Linked DNA regions of Homo sapiens: region 1 is linked to region 2. Evidence: chromatin contacts called from ENCODE Hi-C or POLR2A ChIA-PET data. All regions are on one chromosome and are shown on one strand. Each heading gives the region's core, a stretch centred on a gene start or an enhancer-like site at or near the end of the contact. The rest is flanking DNA. Distances are from core to core; before and after follow the strand shown.

Region 1 (6,695 bases), core at 582-3,081, 340 kb after region 2:
TTTTTTTGAGGCGGAGTCTCGCTCTGTCGCCCAGGCTGGAGTGCAGTGGCATGATCTCGGCTCACTGCAAGCTCCACCTTCTGAGTTAACGCCATTCCTCTGCCTCAGCCTCCCGAGTAGCTGGGACTACAGGCGCCCACCACCACGCCCGGCTTATTTTTTGTATTTTTAGTAGAGACGGGGTTTCACCGCGTTAGCCAAGATGGTCTCGATCTCCTGACCTCGTGATCCACCCGTCTCGGCCTCCCAAAGTGCTGGGATTACAGGCGTGAGCCACTGCGCCCAGCCCTAAAAACAGAATGTTGAGTAATGGAATGGGGAGGGGTCCAGGGCATGCTGTTTAATGAACATTCATAATTGCAACAGCAGTATGATGAATGGGACAAAGATAAAAATAGCAATTGGCCAGATGCAGTGGCTCATTCCTGTAATTCCAGCACTTCGGGAAACTGAGGCGGGAAGCTCGACTGAGTCCAGGAGTTAAGAGACCAGCCTGGGAAACACAGTGAGACCCCGCCTCTACGAAAGTTAGCCGGGCGTGGTGGCACGCACCTGTAGTTCAGCTACTCTGGAGGCTGAGGTAGGAGGATCGATTGAGGCCAGAAGTTCAAGGCTGCAGTAAGCTATGATGGCGCCACTGCACTCCAGCCTGAGTGACAGAGTCCAACCTTGTCTTTAAAAAAATAAAAATTAAAAAAGCAGTAACGAAAGTATAAGAGGCTCAAGTTTAATGAATAAACGGCAAGTAAAAGTAGACTAAAGGCAAAATCATGAATAATGTTGTAATAGGAGCCCAAGGCATGACGGATAATAAACCTGAATGAATGGGCCAGAGGCAGAGTGATGAATAATGGAAAAATAGGGACCGGGGGCAAGGGAGGTAACGGACAGGAGTTCATGGATCCAAAACATGATGGCTAATTAGAGAAGGGCCGGAAGAACGACGAAAGTGAGCAGGCAGGCTGGAGCTAAAAGTAGTCTGGGCAATGAAGCTCAAATGAATGGGGCAGAGGCATGATGGGTAATGGGAGAGGAATGAATGGGCCAAAGATAGAAGCCGCAGTGACGCGAGGAACAAGAGGCATGATGGGTAACGAAAGGGGTGGGTCTAAGGCAACTGTTTCGCTAAGAGGTGATGAGGGCATTGTGGGTAACGAGGAGCAGCGCAGGGTTCGCAGAACAGATTAGAATTCTCCCGAGGCACTCTGGGAAGGGCCAGCACTTCCGGTTTTAGGTCGGCTACTCCGAACCAGAGGTGGGGTGGGGGCCCGGCTGCCGCGGTGCCTGGTGGGACGCGAGGCCTGACCTTGCTGCCTAGCCGCCTCTGCCGCGCAACCCACCTTTACCTGTCCTTCGACCCTGGAACGTTAGCCAATGAGAGTACCAAGCTGATACGCCACCAAGGTCGACCCCGTACACGCTGGAGCCAATCAAAATGCTGCAAGGGTCAAAGCCGACCAATTATCACAGCAACCTCGCCGCGGGGCGGAATCAAAAGAGGGCCTCCTCCAGGAGAGAGGCGGGGCGATGCCTCAGCGGGCGTGGCAAAATGCTCAGCACAGACCAATGGCGGGTTAGCACCGGAACCCGCGGCGACGCGAGCCAATAGGCGCAGGCGCTGCGAGCCAATGGGAAGGGTGGGAGGGGCGCCGTGGCTACCCTGCGAGTGAGAACCAATACAAAAGGACATTTCAGGGAAAGTGGGCGGGACTTTATGCACAAGTCCAATGGGAAGACCGAGTCTTGACGCTGGTGGGCGGGCCTCAGGGCACACTAAACCAATGGGCTAGGTGGGGCGGGGCGACGGTGGTGGCGGCGGCGGCAGCGGGTTCGGTTGCGCGTGGCGCACGGGGTGGGAGCGGAGCCCAGGCCGGGAGCAGGCGCCGCCGCCAGTGAGAACCGGGGCCGGAGCCGGGTGCGGATTTGCTGGGGCTGAGTCGGGGGCGCGCGGGCCCTGACCTCTGCCCTCTGACCTCTCCCCTAGCAGGCGACCATGGGGAACGTGTTGGCTGCCAGCTCGCCGCCCGCAGGGCCGCCACCGCCGCCTGCGCCGGCCCTCGTGGGGCTGCCGCCACCTCCGCCCTCGCCGCCGGGCTTCACGCTGCCGCCGCTGGGAGGCAGCCTGGGCGCCGGCACCAGTACGAGTCGAAGTTCGGAACGGACCCCCGGGGCTGCAACCGCCAGCGCCTCAGGGGCCGCCGAGGATGGGGCCTGCGGCTGCCTGCCCAACCCGGGCACATTCGAGGAGTGCCACCGGAAGTGCAAGGGTGAGGGGCGAGGGGCCCCCGCTGGGCTGCGATGGCCTGGATCTCGGGGGAAGGGGGAGGACACTGGGGACTCTGGGATTTGGCGCGCACCATTGGAATTATTTAACAGCACTAGGAGGTGATGTTGGGATCGAATGGTGGAACGTTGGACTTGGGGCTTAGAATGATGGAATCAAATGCTGGAAACGGGATGGAATGTCATAGCAGTAGAGAAAAGCCTTTAGGGACCTGAGGAGCCCCGGGATCAGCCAAGCCAGACTTCTCTTGTGATCGGGAAGGCAACTGAGGCCCAAGGTCACGGTGTCAGCAAGGTGTCAGCGAGGTTCCTTGGGTATGGGACCCAAAGCCTCCGGATCCCAGCCTGGAGCAATTAGAGTAGTAGTAGTGGTGGAGATTTATGGAGTTCTGTTCTGGTGTTCATTATACGTTAACTCATTAGATCCTTGGGACAATTCTGTGTGGTGAGGGTCCCATCTTTCAGATGATGAGTTTGACCTAAAGTTGCTCAGCTTGGTGGCAGTGAGATTTGAGCAAGCAAAGGCCCTGGCCCTGTCTAACTAGGCTGTACTGCCTCTTTACAGGTGGAATCCTTTGTGAGATGTTCTGCTGTGGGTCTCTGGAGAGAGCTGGGGGTGGTAGGGAAGGAAGAGATGAGAGTTGGTGTGGGGTTGGAGTGGAGTGTGACAGCGTTTCTCTTCTCCAGAGCTGTTTCCCATTCAGATGGAGGGTGTCAAGCTCACAGTCAACAAAGGGTTGAGTAACCATTTTCAGGTGAGCCTTCCTGGTGTCCTTACCCACCAGAGATCGTCCCCGCCGTCCCCCTCCCTGCATCTGCACACTCGGCCCAATTACTCCTCCCTCAAGAGCTGGGCTCCCTGATACTTGAAAAGACTCGGAGATATAGTGCCAGACTGACTACTCAGTTTGGGGACCTAGAATCCAGAGGTACTGTCTCCCCATAGCAGCTAGGCTGGAGTGAAGGAACAGGTCTGTGGGCCTACCGGCAGCACCTCCTTTCTCTGAGTCTCTTAGTCAGGCCGTGCCTCCCAGTCTTCATCCCCTGCCCAGCCCAGAGACCTTGTCCTTGCCCTCTTCAGTGGGCAAGCCTATCTGTCCAGTATCGTCACAGCTCTCGCTTTCCTTCCAGGTCAACCACACAGTAGCCCTCAGCACAATCGGGGAGTCCAACTACCACTTCGGGGTCACATATGTGGGGACAAAGCAGCTGAGTCCCACAGAGGTGAGCTTCCTTTTTCATCCATTCATTGTATCCTTCTAATAACAAATTTGTAGCCAAATGTCAAGCTAAGACGGCCTCATCAGGAAAAGGTCACAGCTACCGAGAGCCTGGAGATGGGGATTGCATCTCTCCGAGGTGCACTGGGACACAAATAATTCCTTCATCCAGCAAACATCCGCCAAACCCCTGCTCTCTGCCTGGCCCCATGCTGAGCAGTGCTGGGGATGTGGCCACAGCCACCCTGTCACCAGACAGCGATGACCCAGGGTGGAAAGGGCTGGACTGTAGATCATGCAGAACTTTGAATGCCAGACTAGGCTTTGGACTTTCTCTAGGGGGTTGTGGAGAGTCATGGCATGGTTTGGTCAAGGGAAAGACGTGGTCCACAGGTTCCCGCTGTAGAAATCTCTGGGGCATCTCTGGGGTGGCCATGTGGGGGCTAGTTATTAGGAAGGGCAAAACTGGAGGCCCAGACAGGGTTGGGGGGACTGAATGAGGTCTCTGCTTCTGTCATTTCCCTTCAGCAAATGTGTTTATTCTGCAAACCTTCATTGCACAACACATTCTGTGCCCAGCCCTGTGCTGGCACACATGACTGAAACAGCATGGGACTCACCCGTGGGGCAGGGGACAGACTGTTCCCAGAGAGTAACAAGCCAGGATGGGCAAGGCTGACATGGGGGAACCCAAAGGTCGGGGAGCCTAACTCAGCTTAGGTGGTCAGAGAGCACTTCGTGGAGGAGGGGACCCCCATCCGAGGCTTTCTGACCCTAGGCTTCTCACCCCGGCCCATCTCACATACTTGCACAGTGCACCACCTCTGACCCCTTCCGTTCTCTCTGCCTCACAGGCGTTCCCTGTACTGGTGGGTGACATGGACAACAGTGGCAGTCTCAACGCTCAGGTCATTCACCAGCTGGGCCCCGGTCTCAGGTCCAAGATGGCCATCCAGGTGAGTGGGGCACGGAGGCTGCTGCTCCCCTCGGCCACCGTGAGCAGGGAGCCGCCCTCACACCCCCTCCTCTCCACAGACCCAGCAGTCGAAGTTTGTGAACTGGCAGGTGGACGGGGAGTATCGGGGCTCTGACTTCACAGCAGCCGTCACCCTGGGGAACCCAGACGTCCTCGTGGGTTCAGGTAAGAGGCGGAGGGCTTGGAGGGTGGTCACAAAACTGCAGTTCTGGCTTTGCCAGCAAATCCACCCCATTTGTGAACCTCCTTTTCTGCCACTGGAGAAGTGGCTCAGCAGGAGTGATTTTGAAACATCAGGCAACATACTACAGTGGGTGAGACGGTCACCCACTGACCATGAGTGGGTGAGTCAGAGCAGTCTTTTTTTTTTTTTTTTTTGAGATGGAGTCTTGCTTTATCACCCAGGTTGGAGTGCCGTGGCACGATCTTGGCTCACTGCAACCTCCATCTCCTGGGTTCATGCAATTCTCCTGCCTCAGCCTCCCGAGTAGCTGGGATTACAGGCATGCGCTACCACGCCTGGCTAATTTTTGTATTTTTAGTAGAGACAGGGTTTCACCACATTGGTCAGGCTGGTCTTGAACTCCTGACCTCAAGGGATCCACCCACCTCAGCCTCCCAAAGTGCTGGGATTACAGGTGTGAGCCACCACGCCCAGCCAGTCAGCGCAATTTTAACTGAGATTTTCTTTTGTATTAAAAAATGTTTTAAGATGGGGTCTTGCTGTATTGGCCAGGCTGGTCTTGGAACTCCTGGCTTCAAGCAATCCTCCCACCTTGACCTTCCAAAGTGCTGGGATGACAGGCGTGAGCCACCTCGCCTGGCCAGGGAAACAGCTTTTCAGCCTGCAAGTAGTGCAGTCGGGACTCGTGAAAGGAACTTGAGGGAGGATGGTCCCCTGGTTGCATAAGGCTTTGCAGAGCCTTGGCCTTCGCTCTGAGTGAGTCTGGGGCTTTCGGAAACCAAGGCATAGCTTCTCACAGGACCCTGCAGCTGGCGTAGAGAGCAGACTCCAAAGGGGGTACCACTGGGAGGGAGTGGACGGGGAGAGGAGGTTGGATTCTGGATGTTGTTTGAAGGCAGAGCTGCCAGGATTTGTTGAGACCGGATGGAGGCGATGACTCTGTAGTTTTTGGCTGGAACTGGAAGGATGGAGTTTCGGATTGCCAGCTTTGTGTCTTTGTGCAGCCATCCACTGTGTCGTGGAGAGCAGGCTCTTGAGCGCTGAGTCCTGAGTGAATGACTCGTGCAGGCGGGGAGGGGAGCTAGGGTTGGCCTTGGACCCCTGGGAGTGCCTAGGGAGAGTCACCACTTCTCGCTGCAGGAGCCCAGGGAGACTCAAAAGTGTTGACTTTTGAGCTGCCAGAGGAGGAGAAGGGGCTACCCCGGCTGGGGGACAGGAGCAAGAAGATTCCAGGCAGGGAGAAGCAGGAACAGGGGTGAGGGAAGGGAAGGGCCATGGCAGAAAACCCAGGAGACAGGGAAGCTGGAGGTGCAGCAGGTGCAGAGAGGCCTCCTAGGTGAGGCTGATCTGTAGGGGCCCCATGAGGAAGAAACATTTCCTGTCCCCAACTCACCTGGTGACATCACCCCATCTTCTCATACACTACAGTTGAACCACATGAGCCTTTTTTGTTGGTTTGTTTTTGTTTTTGAGACGGAGTCTTGCTCTGTTGCCCAGGCTGGAGTGCTGTGGTGCAATCTCGGCTCACTGCAACCTCTGCCTCCCTGGTTCAAGCGATTCTCCTGCCTCAGGCTCCCTAGTATCCCTAGTAGCTGGGACTACAGGCGCGCGCCACCATGCCTGGCTAATTTTTGTATTTTTAGTAGAGACAGGTTTTCGCCATGTCGGCCAGGCTGATCTCGAACTTCTTACCTCAAGTGATCCACCCGCCCCGGCCTCCCAAAGTGCTGGGATTACAGGTGTGAGCCACCGCGCCCGGCCGACCATGCAAGCTTTTCTGACGGTTCCTGAAACCACCGAGTTGGTTCTACCCCAGGACCGACGCACACTCTGTCCCTGCTGCATGGAATTCTTCCCTCTGGTCTTGACATGACTGGGAAGGCTTGCGTGCGCATGTCGCCCTCTGTCGTCCACCATTGTCCCCATCTTGCAAGGCCAAGAGGAGGTTCTCCACTAAGGGCACATGGCCAGTGGGACTCCAGTGTCCCTGCTCTTCACGGCGCCAGCAACCCCGTTCCCTGTGCCGCCTCGC
Region 2 (6,862 bases), core at 3,103-5,602:
TAACACGGCTCACCATAGTCTCAACCTCCCAGGCACAAGCGATCCTCCCGCCTCAGCCTCCTGAGTAGCTGAGATCCATGCATGTCACCATCCTCAGCTACTTTTGAAAAACTTTTGTAGGGTGGGGTCTTGCTGTGCTGCCCAGGCTGGTCTCAAACTCCTGGGCTCAAGTGATCCTCCTGTCTTGACCTCCCAAAGTGCTGGCCTGACAGGAAGTAAATATCTTTCTTGAAGTCAACTTAGAAATACAAGTTGAAAGTTACACATGTTTATATAACTTTTGACCCAATGATTACACTTTTAAAAACAGTTTTATTGAGGTATAATAAGCAAATAAAAATGTTGTATGTTCAAAGTGTACAACTTGATGTTTTGATAGTTGATCTCTACAATCAAGCTAATTAATATATCCATCACCGGCTGGGTGTGGTGGCTCAGGCCTGTAATCCCAGCTCTTTGGGAGGCTGAGGAAGGTGGATCACCTGAGGTCAGGAGTTTGAGACCAGCTTGGCCAACATGGTGAAACCCCGTCTCTACTAAAAAATACAAAAATTAGCCAGGTGTGGTGGCACGCACTTGTAATTCCAGCTACTTGGGAGGCTGAGGTGGGAGGATCTCTTGAACCTGGATGGTGGGGGTTGCAGTGAGCCGAGATCATACCACGACACTCCAGCATGGACAACAGAGTGAGACTCCATCTCAAAAAAATGAAAAAAAAAAAAAGGAAGAAAGGAAAAAAAACTGCTGGATGCTTGCTTGCATTGCTTCCATTGCTTGCACTGCAAGCATTATCTCATGTACTACTGGTACCACCCTGTGCTGTAAGGACTATTAATATCCCATTTTACAACAGGTAAACTGAGGTTTATGTTGGGTAAGTGAGTTGTGAAAAACCAAGTTGTAAGTGGGTGAATCATTTTTAAACTCAGGGCTATGTGACTCCAAACTTCATAACCACTGTGAAATAAATACTATGTAGAAAAATCTATTTTTAAAAAATCTCAGAAAATGAAGCAGGCACAGTTTTCCCTATTCCATCCCGAGCACAGTTAAAAACCTTGGATATTATCACTTCTACACTGCTGGTGGGAATGTAAACTAGTACAGCCGTTATGAAAAACAGTGTGGAGATTCCTTAAACAACTAAAAGTAGAACTACCATTTGATCCAGCAGTCCCACTACTGGGTATCTACCCAGAGGAAAAGAAGTCATTACACAAAAAAGATACTCGCACACGCATGTTTATAGCAGCACAATTCACAATTGCAAAATCGTGGCACCAACCCAAATACCCATCAATCAACAAGTGGATAAAGAAACTGTGATATATATATATATGTTCATATATACGTTCATATATATATGTTCATATATACGTTCATATATACGTTCATATATACGTTCATATATATACGTTCATATATGCGTTCATATATGCGTTCATATATATACGTTCATATATGCGTTCATATATATACGTTCATATATGCGTTCATATATATACGTTCATATATACGTTCATATATATACGTTCATATATGCGTTTATATATACGTTCATATATGCGTTCATATATATGCGTTCATATATATGCGTTCATATATACGCGTTCATATATACGTTCATATATACGCGTTCATATATACGCGTTCATATATACGCGTTCATATATACGCGTTCATATATACGTTCATATATACGCGTTCATATATACGTTCATATATATACGTTCATATATACGTTCATATATATACGTTCATATATATACGTTCATATATATACGTTCATATATATACGTTCATATATACGTTCATATATACACGTTCATATATACGTTCATATATACGTTCATATATACGTTCATATATACGTTCATATATACATTCATATATATGTTCATATATACGTTCATATATATGTTCATATATATATATATATATATATATATATATATGAATGATGGAATACTACTCGGTCATAAAAAGGAATGAATTAACAACATTTGCAATGACCTGGATGAGACTGGAGACTATTATTCTAAGTGAAGTAACTCAGGAATGGAAAACCAAACATCATATGTTCTCACTGATATGTGGGAGCTAAGCTATGAGGACACAAAAGCGTAAGAATGATACAATGGACTTTGGGGACTTGGGGTGAAGAGTGGGAGGGGAGTGAGGGATGAAAGACTACAAATAGGGTGGAGTGTATACCGCTCAGGTGATGGGTGCACCAAAATCTCACAAATCACCCCCAAAGAACTTACTCATGTAACCAAACCGACCTGTACCCCAATAATCTATGGAAAAATAAATAAAATAAAATAAAGCAATAGAGAAAAAGCCTCAAAAATATGAACAGAACATCATTGTTCTATGGGAATAATATCAAGCAGTCTATCACAGGTGCAGCTAAAGAATGAATAAATAAATAAATAAATAAATAAATAAATAAATAAATAAAAATAGATGACTCGGAAAGGAGGAGAGAATATGGCAGACTGGCTGCGGATCTCAAGACCGGAGAAAGCACATGGTGGTGAGTTTTCTGGACTTTCTTTGCGCCTCACAGATCCCAGACTGGGAGCTGGAGAGCCTGGCAATCTAGAAATGCCAATGAGTGTAGATCCAAAAGAGGCTCAAGCAAAGCCTGCTCTAGCCAAAGGACAAGGAGCAGTAGCCTGACAAGATTTGCTAAAGACAGCAAATCTTTACAAGATAATCACTTTGCTGCTGTGATATCCCACAGAAAAGCCTGGACATTTACCCTTGCCAGCTGTACAGAGACACCCATCCCCTCCACCAGGCTGAATAAGCAGCTGGGACTGTCATCCTTGCCCAGCAGTAATGAGCACCGACCCTGCAGTGTCCATTGAGGCCACTAGGGAGCGGTAACGAGGCGTCTCTGCCCCTTCTGGGCAAGATGGTATCAGAGGATGTCTCAGTGGAAAGCCTGAACTCTGCTAACTGCCCAGAGTAACAGTTGCCCCGCCCCACCTGGAATGTCAACAGAGGCCAAATGGGGAACCTGGACCTCCATCCCCACTGGCTATAACAAGATGGTGCCCTTTTTGCCCCACCAGCAAGATGTCAGAGGAGACCTGCTATAACAGAAGATTTAAATGAGATCCAGCGTCTCATAATTTCCAAAATGTCCAGGGTGTTGTTGAAAATCACTTGTCATACACCTACATGTAATCCCAATACTTTGGGAGGCCGAGGTGGGAGAATTGCTTGAGCTCAGAAGTTCGAGACCAGCGTGGGCAACATAGTGAGACCCCATCTCTACAAAAAAAAAAAAAAAATTGACTGAATGAGAAAGACATTCCTGAAATTAAATGAGGAAAGACAATTAATAGAGATGACATGGATTGTTGTTGATGTTTTCTAACTTGGTCTTGAGTTTTCTAGGGGATTTAGTTGTAGATGTTTAAAGTGTAATTTTCACTGGTTACTTCTTTATCTTGGTGGTCGGCCTAATGCCTACATGTCTGACCTGTGACCAGGTGTCCCTCTCACAGTACACTTATTTTTTGTGTGTTTGTTTGTTTTTGAGACAGAGTCTCACTCTGTCACCCAGGTCGGAGCGCAGTGGTATGGTCTTGGCTCACTGCAACCTCCACCTCCCAGGTTCAAGCAATTCTCATGCCTCAGCCTCCTGAGTAGGTGGGATTACAGACATATGCCACTACACCCAACTAATTTTTTTTTTTTTTTAAGTACAGACGGGGTTTCACCATGTTGGCCAGGCTGATCTTGAACTCCTAGCCTCATGGGATCCTCCCACCCCAACCTCCCATAGTGCTGGGATCACAGGCATGAGCCATCACACCTGGCCACAGTACACTTGTTTATAATGGCAGACATTCTTAAGGCTTTTGTCTGACCTGTGTCCAGTTTATTTCTACAAAGAGAGCCATGCTTTAGGACAGCCCTGACCAGGAAAGACGTTAGGTTTGGATGTGTCAGTCAGGTGAGACACAGAGGAGGCAGCACAACAAAACACATGAAATAACAGGGGCAGTTTATTACTCACAGATTCCGGAGAAGACAGAGCAGCACATCTCACAGAGCCAACAGGAAGAAGAGAGTTGTCGGGACACGCACACTCAACCAGCGGGTGGGGAGCAAGAAAGAGAAAGTGAGAGACCTGTGGGCTGATGCTTTTATTGGAGTCTAAGGAAACTGCTCAGGCAGTTTTCCACAGAGAATTCTAACTGGGTTTAGAGCCAGCAGGCACAAGTTGCATGGAGTCACACTGACTGGGAGGTGATCACTGTGGCATATCTGCACAGCCTATGCAGGGTCTGGGGGTCAGGGGGACAGTCAGGTGAGTTATATCTAGCTGTTGCATAAGGAGGTGGTTAACAGGAAGTGGTAGTGTAAGGCAGGTATCTGGATCTGCCACATTAAGGATCTGGGGGGAGGCGGAGACCTGGAAACTGTGTCAAGGGTGACTAAGCTTTTCTTATGGTATGAGAAAGTCCAACTTATATTCAAAATAGATACTGAGCCAGGCACAGTGGCTCACATCTGTAATCCCAACACTTTGGGAGGCTGAGGCAAGAGGATTGCTTGAGCTCAGGAGTTTGAGACCAGCCTGGGCAACACAGTGAGACCTCCGTCTCTACAAATAAAATTTCAAAAAATTAGCTGGGTGTGGTGGCATACGCCTATAGTCCCAGCTACTTGGGGGACTGAGATGAGAGGTTCACTTGAGCCCAGGAGCTCGAGGCTGCAGTGAGCCGTGATTGCACCACTGCACTCCAGCCTGGGTGACAGAGTGCGACCCTGTCTCAAAACAATAACATTTCAAAAATTGATACTGAGTTTCTATAAAATTGTAAGAATTCACTACACTGATGTTAGAATTGTCTTAAAAGAATCTTAGAGCAGCCAACATAAAAATGCTTCAATGAACAATTACAAACACTTGAAATAAGTGAAAAACCAGAAAGTCTCAGCAAAGAAATAGAAGATATGAAAAAGAACAAGACGGAAATTTTAGAATGGAAAAGCACAATAACAGAAATTTTTTAAAAACTTAATGTTTGAGCCCAGCTGCAGAATGGAGATGACAGAGATAAAAATCAGTGCAGATAAAAGTTACCAAATCTGAACAACAGAAAGAAAATAGACTGATAAGAAGTGAAGAACAGAACTTTGGGACCTGTGGGACTTTAACAAAAGAGCCAACATTCATGTCATTGGAGACCCAGAAGGAAAGGAGGAAGTGGGTATAATGGCTGGTTTCCCAAATCTGGTAAAAGACATACATCTATGGAATCAAGAAACTGAGTAAACCCCAATGCCAGCGTGGTAATCAGGATTCTAAATATAGTCCTTCCAGATTTCTGTTCCTGATTGTTCAATCAAATGCTAATCTAGGTATTGCTTTGAAGGGATTTTGTAATTAAAGCTCAAAGTCAGCTGATCTTAAAATACAGATCATCTGGGTGGGCCTGACCTGATCAGGTGACTCTTTTAAAAGCAGATCAGATGAGAAAGTCAGAGAATCAAAACACAAGGAGGATTCAATGCATCCTTGCTGTCTTTGAAGATGCAGGGGTCAATGTGTGAGCAGGGTAGAGTGGCCTGCAAGAGCTTAGAGCACCCGCAGATGACAGCCAGCAAGGAAACAGACCTCAGTCCTACAACTGTAAGAACCTGGATTCTGGCCAGGCACAGTGGCTCATTCCTGTAATCCCAGCACTTTGGGAGGCCGAGGCAGATGGATCACGAGGTCAGTAGATCGAGACCATCCTGGCTAACATGGTGAAACCCCGTCTCTACTAAAAATACAAAAAATTAGCCAGGCATGCTGGTGGGTGCCGGAGCTTGCAGTGAGCCGAGATCGCCCCACTGCACTCCAGCCTGGGCGACAGAGCGAGACTCCATCTCAAAAAAAAAAAAAAAAAAAAAAAGAACCAGGATTCTGCCACCATCTGAATGAGCTTGGATATGGGTTCTTTCCCAAAGCCTACAGGTAAACCCCAGCCAACTCACATCACACCTTGATTTTGACCTGGTGAGAGAACCCAGTTGAGGACACTTGGACATCGAGGTACAGAAACTGAAATAGTAAATGTTATTCACTCTCTTAGTTCACCCAGAATCAGACTCTGCACTAGAATGTAAGTGCAATTAGTTTATTATTTATTTATTTACTTTTTTGGAGATGGAGTCTCGCACTGTCGCCTGCCACCACGCCAGGCTAATTTTTTGTATTTTTAGTAGAGACAGGGTTTCACCATGTTAGCCAGGATGGTCTCGATCTACTCACCTCGTGATCCACCTGCCTCAGCCTCCCAAAGTGCTGGGATTACAGGCGTGAGCCACCACACCTTAGTGCAATTAGTTTATTTTGGAGAAAGCATTGGCAGAGGTGTGGGAAAGTAAGTAAGGGAAAAGAAGGAAGCCATATAGAAAAATTAGCTCTATAGAAAACTGGAGCTCACCTCTGAAAACTGGTACAAAACACACCTCTGAGGGCCGGGCGCAGTGGCTCACGCCTGTAATCTCAGCACTTTAGGAGGCTGAGGCAGGCAGATCACCTGAGGTCGGGAGTTTGAGACCAGCCTGACCAACATGGAGAAACCCCCTCTCTACTAAAAATACAAAATTAGCCCGGCGTGCTGTCACATGCCTGTAATCCCAGCTACTCAGGAGGCTGAGGTGGGAGAATCACTTGAACCTGGGAGGCGGAGGTTGCGGTGAGCCAAGATCGTGCCATTGCATTCCAACTTGGGCAACAAGAACGAAACTCCATCTCAAAACAAAACAACAACAACAAAAAATAAAACCACCTCTGAGTTGTTCCCCCTAAGTTCAGGGGAATATATCTACCAATTCCTTCTTGGTG

What was found. Hi-C counts contacts between places; a loop is a spot of excess contacts on that map. ChIA-PET counts read pairs that join two places held with the same protein, here RNA polymerase II (POLR2A). Pooled maps may share reads with other maps.
Region 1: a pooled map shows a loop between it and region 2 (3-fold over the local background). The contact joins the promoter of TOMM40 here to the enhancer-like site in region 2. A Hi-C loop is called at or near these places in 1 of 50 pooled maps. POLR2A ChIA-PET finds 5 or more read pairs at or near these places in 2 of 52 experiments (PC-9 and Panc1).

What each region holds. Positions count from the first base shown.
Region 1 is chr19:44,889,423-44,896,117 of GRCh38, forward strand. It overlaps TOMM40 (translocase of outer mitochondrial membrane 40), which reads left to right and starts at 1,832. Exons shown (of 9, transcript NM_001128917.2): 1 at 1,832-2,267; 2 at 2,971-3,038; 3 at 3,415-3,507; 4 at 4,358-4,459; 5 at 4,539-4,644. The coding sequence starts at 1,994. RefSeq lists enhancers at 388-889, 1,059-1,218 and a silencer at 1,529-2,168.
Region 2 is chr19:44,549,604-44,556,465 of GRCh38, forward strand. It overlaps the pseudogene CEACAM22P. Among named protein-coding and RNA genes, the nearest start is that of CEACAM20, 23 kb to the left of the region's middle. Within about 2 kb of position 4,353, at least 2 of the 41 ENCODE cell types and tissues checked have a DNase peak (open chromatin) inside an H3K27ac peak, as active enhancers do; they include PC-9, where a contact is called at or near this core.